2 separate regions of the Homo sapiens genome follow, and region 1 is linked to region 2. A link is a contact called in ENCODE Hi-C or POLR2A ChIA-PET data. All regions are on one chromosome and are shown on one strand. Each heading gives the region's core, a stretch centred on a gene start or an enhancer-like site at or near the end of the contact. The rest is flanking DNA. Distances are from core to core; before and after follow the strand shown. Region 1 has its middle 180 kb from the start of LINC03123. Region 2 holds the start of ZSWIM6 (zinc finger SWIM-type containing 6).

What was found. Hi-C counts contacts between places; a loop is a spot of excess contacts on that map. ChIA-PET counts read pairs that join two places held with the same protein, here RNA polymerase II (POLR2A). Pooled maps may share reads with other maps.
Region 1: a loop to region 2 is called in a map of mammary epithelial cell, with 5 times the contacts of the local background. The contact joins the enhancer-like site here to the promoter of ZSWIM6 in region 2. A Hi-C loop is called at or near these places in 2 of 168 maps with a recorded cell type or tissue (mammary epithelial cell and prostate gland) and 2 of 50 pooled maps. POLR2A ChIA-PET finds 5 or more read pairs at or near these places in 1 of 52 experiments (MCF 10A).

Annotation. Positions count from the first base shown.
Region 1 is chr5:61,917,979-61,922,094 of GRCh38, forward strand. No RefSeq gene overlaps it. Among named protein-coding and RNA genes, the nearest start is that of LINC03123, 180 kb to the left of the region's middle. Within about 2 kb of position 2,158, at least 2 of the 41 ENCODE cell types and tissues checked have a DNase peak (open chromatin) inside an H3K27ac peak, as active enhancers do; they include mammary epithelial cell, where a contact is called at or near this core.
Region 2 is chr5:61,330,048-61,333,918 of GRCh38, forward strand. It overlaps ZSWIM6 (zinc finger SWIM-type containing 6), which reads left to right and starts at 2,211. Exons shown (of 14, transcript NM_020928.2): 1 at 2,211-2,901. The coding sequence starts at 2,226. LOC105378994 (a long non-coding RNA gene) reads right to left here and starts at 2,169. Exons shown (of 2, transcript XR_007058781.1): 1 at 2,093-2,169. RefSeq lists an enhancer at 301-871 and silencers at 676-1,255, 1,286-1,355, 1,566-1,965, 2,076-2,215, 2,996-3,105 and 2 more.

The DNA of each region.
Region 1 (4,116 bases), core at 908-3,407, 590 kb after region 2:
CTCCACTGCATTCAGCCCTTGCCACTCCATGTTTTTCCCTTGTCTTTCTAAGGATTTACTTAGATGCATTTACACCAGTTTAACAGTGGAAATTTCCTTTGTAGAGGCCCAAGTGTAGCTAGAAAACCCTCAGACATCAATCAACTTAGCCCATAACAGGTAGCTTGCTTCTTTTGATAAACATATAGGCAAACAAACAAATATATACATTTTTTGAGACAGAGTTTTGCTCTTGTTGCCCAGGCTGGAGTGCAATGGCATGATCTTGGCTCACCACAACCTCTGCCTCCCGGGTTCAAGAGATTCTCCTGCCTCAGCCTTCCAAGTAGCTGGGATTACAGGCATGTGCCACCACGTCTGGCTAATTTTGTATTTTTAGTAGAGACAGGGCTTCTCCATGTTGGTCAGGCTGGTCTCAAACTCCTGACCTCAGGCATTCTGCCCACCTCGGCCTCCCAAAGTGCTGGGATTACAGGCATGAACCACCATGCCCGGCCTCAAACAACATATTTTAAAAATAGGGAAACAGAACCAATTTTTAAACCAATATAATCACCTTGGTTTCCTATAATAGACTAGAATGGACTGGGTTTATAATAAGATATAAGTGATCACATGAATTCTTTGCAATCATGTAATAGTTCCAATGGTGGAAAAGATATTTATTTTTATGGACATCTCTTTTTCCCCTTTCAAAGATGACAGTGGTAATAATACATTCAGCACTCTGGCTGAGCAAACGGACTCAGGGCTGCCAGCTTTTCAACACTGTGTGTGTATATATGGCTTCTGTTTTCAGGGTAGCAGGTTCAGCTCCTACTTCAAGGACCTTTCCATGTTGACAGTACTTTGTTACCTGAACTACAAGGCACCTTTGCCCCGAGTGAGTAGGTCTGTTCATTTATCTATTGCTGTAATTTCCCAGCAATCAGCAAGTTCCAGCTCCTTCTCTAATGATGACTGTGTTTTTTATTTGCCAGGCAGCAGGCAGTATTTATCAATTTCCCTGGTGCTTGCTTTTAAGTGATCACTGATCTATAATTCCTCTTTAGTTTATCACTCAGGTCTACTTTATAAGATGACTATTTATGAGGCAATATGAATGTTGGCTGGCCTTGGACAGCTACAGCAACAGTTCATTTCAAGTGTCCCATTGTTATAAATACATTTTGCTCTCAACTCAACTCATCACAAAGTGGAAATAAATAGAACAATGAATTTTCTCCATAGCTTTTCAGTTCTGTGAGCTTGTCTTATCTGGGCTTTTACTTCCCTGTCAGCCTGCAAGTAAACTCTCACCTTATAAGACACCAAGAAATCATTACTGGTTCTTTCTGAGATTCCAAACATTAGAATCAAAAACATATGAAATGTCTGGCGGGTATGTATTCAAATACAAGGATTAAATTGCAGTGCTGCAAAAATAAACATTTATAAGATTTTTCAAATACTCTTTGTCTTTTTTCCCCCAAATATAATTTGCATTTGCTAAATTTCTTTTGTGTTTTTTTAAACGTCTTGACATTTGAATCTCATGAGAGTCTATTAGGTGTTCCTTAATAAATTATTCTAAATCTCATTAATTTCTTATCTTCAAGGTGCTTCTTTTAACGAAAGAGCATTGAATTGTAAATCCTTTTCAAGGTATTTCTTAGGAGATACTGCTTTGTGACCTTTATGGCCATTATTTTGGCAGAACTGTTATAAAAATAAACTTAGTTCCGAGAGTGTTTAAACAAGAAGAATGTACTTCGGCTAACTTTCCATCTAAAATCATTCAAAATATACTCCAAGGATAGAGAAGAACCATTTTGTTTAGAAAGTCAATCTTTTTAATTCTGCTTTTTTTTTTTTTTTCTGGGTAGACTAAACAAATAAGTCACCAGAGGCACTGTGCATTTTTTTCTATTCCTTTCTCTTGGGATGAAATATGAAATAATCTACAAAGTAATTTGATCCAGCAATTAAAAACAAGGACATGAATTACACTAACAACTGTCACATAGAAAGAATTAATTCCCTCATAACACTGCTTGATGTTACAGACCCAGGGTGATTACAAACAGATTATAATTGGAAAAGAGCCAAACCAATTCAGGTATCTCCAAAACACAGGCGTAAGCCTCAACTCGCAAATAGAGAACATTTTTTACTACCCACAGGAGTATCTTTTTGCAACTGGTGCTCGGATGTTTACCTAGCGATTACTCAAGGCACCCAGTGATGCAGCCGTCCAAGGTACTGTATGTGGCAATGCCACTGATCCTTGCTGGAAAGCATAACAGCTTCTGGAGGCTGTGTTTCTAGAAATGATGTCCTCTGAGTGCGGACTGCTGGCTGGTTGTGTTTAGTTGTACAGTATGTCATTCTAAATAATGGACATTAGCTGGTGGTTGTGTCATTGGACAAAGGAGGTAGAAGATACTGATGCCTGATGATTATTGGTAGAAATTTCATTTTCTTAATGGCATGCAGGTTTCATGGCCCCTTTCTGATACTTCATCATTTCTGGTTTAAGGCAAGGTAGAAAAGCTCCTTACTGAAGAGAACTGTTGTATTCTGGTACTGTGGGAAGAACTTAATTTGGGGAGTTAGAAAATCTAGGGTGCTCCCCCCACTTATAAAAGGGGTACTAAGTAATTGGGGTTTTCAAGCATAACAAAAGATAAAGAAGAAAACAAAAATCCTTCATAATTAATCTACCTAGGGCAACCACTATTAACATTTTGGCATATATTTTTTTCCCAGTCTTTTTCACATTTTTTGAGGTTGGGATCCTTCTTAAAAAATTTTGTATCTTGTTTTGCTTTATTCTGTTTGTGTAAAATTTGTCAGATGTATTTTAACATTTCATTGAAAATCCTTCTGACATATAATTTATAACAACTGCATAATGGTCTATCTTTTAGTTGCTCCAGAATTTCTTTAAACAGTCTCCTGGTGTTGTTTTCATTTCTAACCACATATTTGTATACAAATCTTTGTCTACATTTTTGCCTTTTTCTTCAGATGATTTTCTAAATGGGGAATTAGGGGTCAAAGGATATGAGCATTTTTTGCAAATTTCTTCCTTTTGAAAGACAATTTTGTTTTCTATGGCAATATAAACTCTGCAAAAACAAACAAACCCTGACATTTAAAGAAGAAAACAAAATCACCACTATTTGTCTCTGCATACACACAATTCCTTCTTTCTTTTCTTCCTTCCATCATTCCTTCCTTTCCTTCTTTCTAAAAAATCAGGGATCATATTATAAAAAATTATTTCATAATTTGCTTTTTCCACCTAGCAACATACTGAAGACACAATGGACATAATATTTTTAGGGCTCTTGATATAGGTCAAATTGATACACAGGAAGGCCACACCAATGCCGACTGTCATCAGTAGGATCTGAAGTATGCATTAACACAGGGCAACCACCATTAACATTTTGGCATGTTTTTTCTAGCCATTTTTACATTTTTTGAGGTTGGGATCACTCTACTATTGCCATCACCAAATATTGACTCTATTATAATCTTCGCTATTTAGTGGTAACTTATTATAGCTTTACTTTGTATTTATTTGTGCATTTGTGAAGTTAAATCCTTTTTTCACTTTGGACCCTTGAGTTCCCTCTTTTCTAATTGGTCTTCTCCCTTTGCCTATTTATTGCTGTCTTGTTTGCATATTGATTTGAATGAGCTCTTTATATAATAAACAGTTTATACCTTTTTCATTATTGTGACAAATGTTTTTGTTTCTTATCTCTTTTATTTTGAAATCCAATTTAAAATATTATTCAAATTTATTTTCTTTCTCTATATCATTTTTCTCTTGTTTCTAAATGTAGACAATCCTTCCTCCATACAGAGAATAGCTAAATATTTGCCTTTTGTTTTCCCTTTATGATTTTTATTTCAAAGATTTTTATTTTAATCTACCTGGAATAGATAGCAGAACATAGCAGTAGATTAAAATCTACATTGAACTCTATTTTCAAATGTTCAATATTTCCTGCTAAATTATTATACTCTTTTATCAGATATAAAGTCTTATATATACAGAGGTCTATTTCTGAATTGTGCCTTTCCTTCTAGACTGTAAGCTCCATGCAGGTAGGCAAATTTATT
Region 2 (3,871 bases), core at 961-3,460:
ATGTGTTTATGTGTGAAAATGCTTGCTAATCTACACATTATACAAGCCTAAGTCGTATCATGAACTTCTGAAGAGAATAGAGCCCAACTTGTGTTTTACTTTTAAACTTACTGTCTTCTATACCTATGTTTTACACAATTATAAGATTATTCTTATTTTTAAAGAGATCTAGAAATGAAACCCCTGAAAGAGACTTCTCCCTCTACTTGCCCATAAAGATCCTCCAGTTTTCCGCACAGGCTTTTTCCTAGACATGGAGGAAGTGCCCAGAAAAATACTGGACGGATATACAAAAACATAATGCCACAAAAATTTTCCTAACAAGTAAGGCAGCTGCGGAAAGTCGGCCAGCGTCCCGACCCCAGGGACCTGCAGCCTGGGACTTGTGAAGGCCCACTGTGTAGCTCGAGGTTTCCAGGGCCTCGGCCCCGAATGGGCGATTTTCTTTAAAACGCCGAAGCGCGCTATCCCTTTAAATCCAGGCTGCAAGGCAGGCGGGTGGGGAGCAGCCAATAACCTTAAAAGATGCGAAAGTGTCAAAGGAGATACAGTTTATCTCCAACAATGGGAGCGGATCAGCACCACTGTTTACAGTAAAAACAGAAGGTGGGGCTGGGAGGAAGCCTGTCTCCGACGCGGTAATTAAGTCTGCGGCTTGGAAGCAGATTTGACCGAGCTCTGTGGAGCGCGAACAATGTCCGCAGGGCTCCAGGTTCAGAGAGGGACTCGCTTCTCCGCCTTCGCCCGCGTCCAGGCACCAGCGAGCTGCACTCTGCACTCGCTCTCCCTGGTCCACCCCTACACTGCCCGGACCCGAGGGGACTGGCCCTGCGGGCGCCGCCAAGGCGACTGAGAGCGCGGCGCGCGTCCCGAGCGCCTGGACTCCGCGCAGCCGGGCGCCGCGCACCCGGGTGCCGGGGTGGGAGCCGGGCCGCAGACCCAAGTGCGCCCGAAGCCGCCGTCCGCCGCCTGGCACGCCGTCTGCCGCCTGCTGGGCGATGTGTGCGCGAGCCCGTGGGGCTTGCGCGCGCCCTGCGGCGTGTGTACTCACAAAGGTGTGTCTGCTAACCCCACAGCCCGGGCTGCGTTCCACCCCGAGCTGGAGAAACCCCGGCCTGGAGCGGGGCCTTGTCCGCGCGGCCGCGGGGGCGACAAGGGCGGCCGGAGCTCCTCGACTTCTAGCGGGCGGGTCGGTTTCCTGGCCCGAGGGGCTGAGGCAGCGAGGGCGGGACGGTGGCAGCCGGCACCGGACGCGGGTCGCGCGGCTGCTGGGCACGTTCCGAGCGCTCTGCGTGTTTTCGGGCACAGCCCTGCAGCCGAGACAGAACGGACGCGGGGCTCGGGGATGGGCGCACTGCAGCCACGCGGGGTTAGCAGAGCGGGCGCGCTCCTTCCACACCAGGTCTGCAAAAGTGAAGTGGAAAGCCGCCGCCGAACGCAGCCATCCTCCCCCTTCCCCGCTGCAGCTTCGGCGGGTGGTGGGGAGAGCTCCCCTGGACCGGCTGGAGGGGAAGCTGGCAGGCGCTCGGGTTTGGCCGCGCCTCCTCCGCCTTCCTCTCCACCCGCGTCCCCCGGGGTCCATGCCGCATTTCTTTGTTTTGAAAGCGCCTCCTCCGCCCAGAGGCTTTTCCCCCGAAGGGCAGGGGGACGGGGGGGGTGGGGCATCGGCCCGTGGGCCCCGCCCTCCATTTAGCTCAGAACCCTCCCCTTCGCTCACCCCCTCTTCTCCCCTTTCCTCCCCCGCTGCGACCCACGAGGCGCATCCTCACTTCTCGGACTTCAAAGAGAAGCTGAGAACTGGAGGGGGAAGTGGGGTAGGCAGGGGGCGCAGAGACCCACCCACCTCAGGCCCGGCCCGGCGGCCCGCCCCCTCCCACGGGAACCCCGCCTGACCCCGCCCTCCCCCGCGTCACAGCAGCCTGACATTCTCACAACCCACCGGGCACCAAAACGGCCCGCCCCCGCCACCCCCGTGTCCGCCAAGCGCTCTATTTATGTTTCAGCCCAGCGATTTGCATAGGCCCCGCCCCCGGCCCTAGGTTCCCCCTATCAGAGCCCCGCCCCAGCTTCTGCGTCACAGCGGAGGCCCCACCTCTTGTGCCCATACAAGGAGCGGCGGGCCCTAGATGGCATCGTGGCGTCGCGACGGCGTGTGCGTGTCGCGCTTCCTAGTGCCGTTTATAGGGTCCCGGCACTTCCGCTGTCGGGTTAGAAGCGGCGCGGTCATGGCGGAGCGCGGACAGCAGCCTCCTCCCGCGAAACGGCTTTGCTGCCGGCCGGGCGGCGGCGGCGGCGGCGGGGGCAGCAGCGGCGGCGGCGGCGGCGCGGGTGGCGGCTACAGCTCTGCCTGTCGGCCAGGCCCGCGGGCGGGTGGCGCGGCGGCGGCGGCGGCGTGCGGGGGCGGCGCGGCGCTGGGGTTGCTGCCGCCGGGCAAGACCCAGAGCCCCGAGTCGCTGCTGGACATCGCGGCGCGCAGGGTGGCGGAGAAGTGGCCGTTCCAGCGCGTGGAGGAGCGCTTTGAGCGCATCCCGGAGCCGGTGCAGCGCCGCATAGTCTATTGGTCCTTCCCCCGCAGCGAGCGGGAGATCTGCATGTACTCGTCCTTCAACACCGGCGGCGGCGCCGCGGGCGGCCCCGGCGACGACAGCGGTGGCGGCGGCGGCGCGGGCGGCGGCGGCGGCGGCGGCTCCTCGTCTTCCCCGGCCGCAACCTCGGCGGCCGCAACCTCGGCCGCCGCCGCCGCTGCCGCCGCCGCCGCCGCCGCCGCCGCCGCCGCGGGGGCCGGGGCCCCGTCGGTGGGGGCTGCCGGGGCGGCGGACGGCGGCGACGAGACGCGGCTGCCTTTCCGCCGGGGCATCGCGCTGTTGGAAAGCGGCTGCGTAGACAACGTCCTGCAAGTCGGTGAGTCACGGGGCAGCCGCGAGCCGTCTGTCCGTCCGTCAGTCCCTGGGTGGGGGGGGGGTGCCCGCCTTTCTCCTGCGGACAGCCCCTAGTTCCGCGCGCGCCCGCACCCCTGCGGGTGTCCTCACTGGCCCGGACGGTCCTCCTGAGCGGAGCGCCCATTTCCTCCCTCCCTTCCCTGCCCCCCGTCGCCCCGGACGGGCCAGCGCGAGTGGGAAATGAATCAGCAGGACGCGCCCCTCCGTGGGCTCCGCGCCCCCGGCCCGCGCTCCCCTACCCGCCCTCCTCCGGGGAGCACATCCTGGAGGGCTGTTCGCCGGTTTCGGGGGTGGATGTGGACAAAGGCGCGGGCGGACGGCCGGCCTCCGGCGAGGGTGTGTGTGGCGGGGCTGTGCGGGGCGGGGGAGGGGGCGCGGGCCGCAGACAATGCCGGCCGCGGCCCGGCCGCTCGGCGCTCCCCCCCTCTCCCACTGCCTGTCGCTCGCTCCTTTTTCTTTCTGGCCCCCGCCCCACGCGATTTGAGGGGAGGGGAATACACTTAAAGCCGCTCGGCCGCCGCTCCTCCCAGGGCTCCGACGGGCGAGCGGCCGCGGCGCTCCCGGGTCGCTGTGGCGTCTGGCCCGGGCGAGCTCCACTGGCCGCCCGGGGTTTAAATGTCGTTTTCTTTGCGCCTCCTCAGTCTCCAAGCGGCGCAGAGGAGAGGTGGCGGCGGACCGGACTCCGTCTCCGGAGGGACATCTCGCCCGTAGGACGCTTACTAATTAAAGGGCGCGAGCCTGAGGAGGAGCTGCTAGCGCTTCCCTTTTCTCTGAAGCTGCCTCCAGACACCCCTGTGCGGGCCGCGGCGCAGCCCTTGTGCCCCGCCGCCCGAGTTTTGTTTGCGCTGTGTGGTCAGGTCGTGGTGCCCCGGGCGAGCCGCGGTCGGCAGTTGCGGATTTGCCGCTCGCAGCCAAAGGGGCGAGCGGGCTGC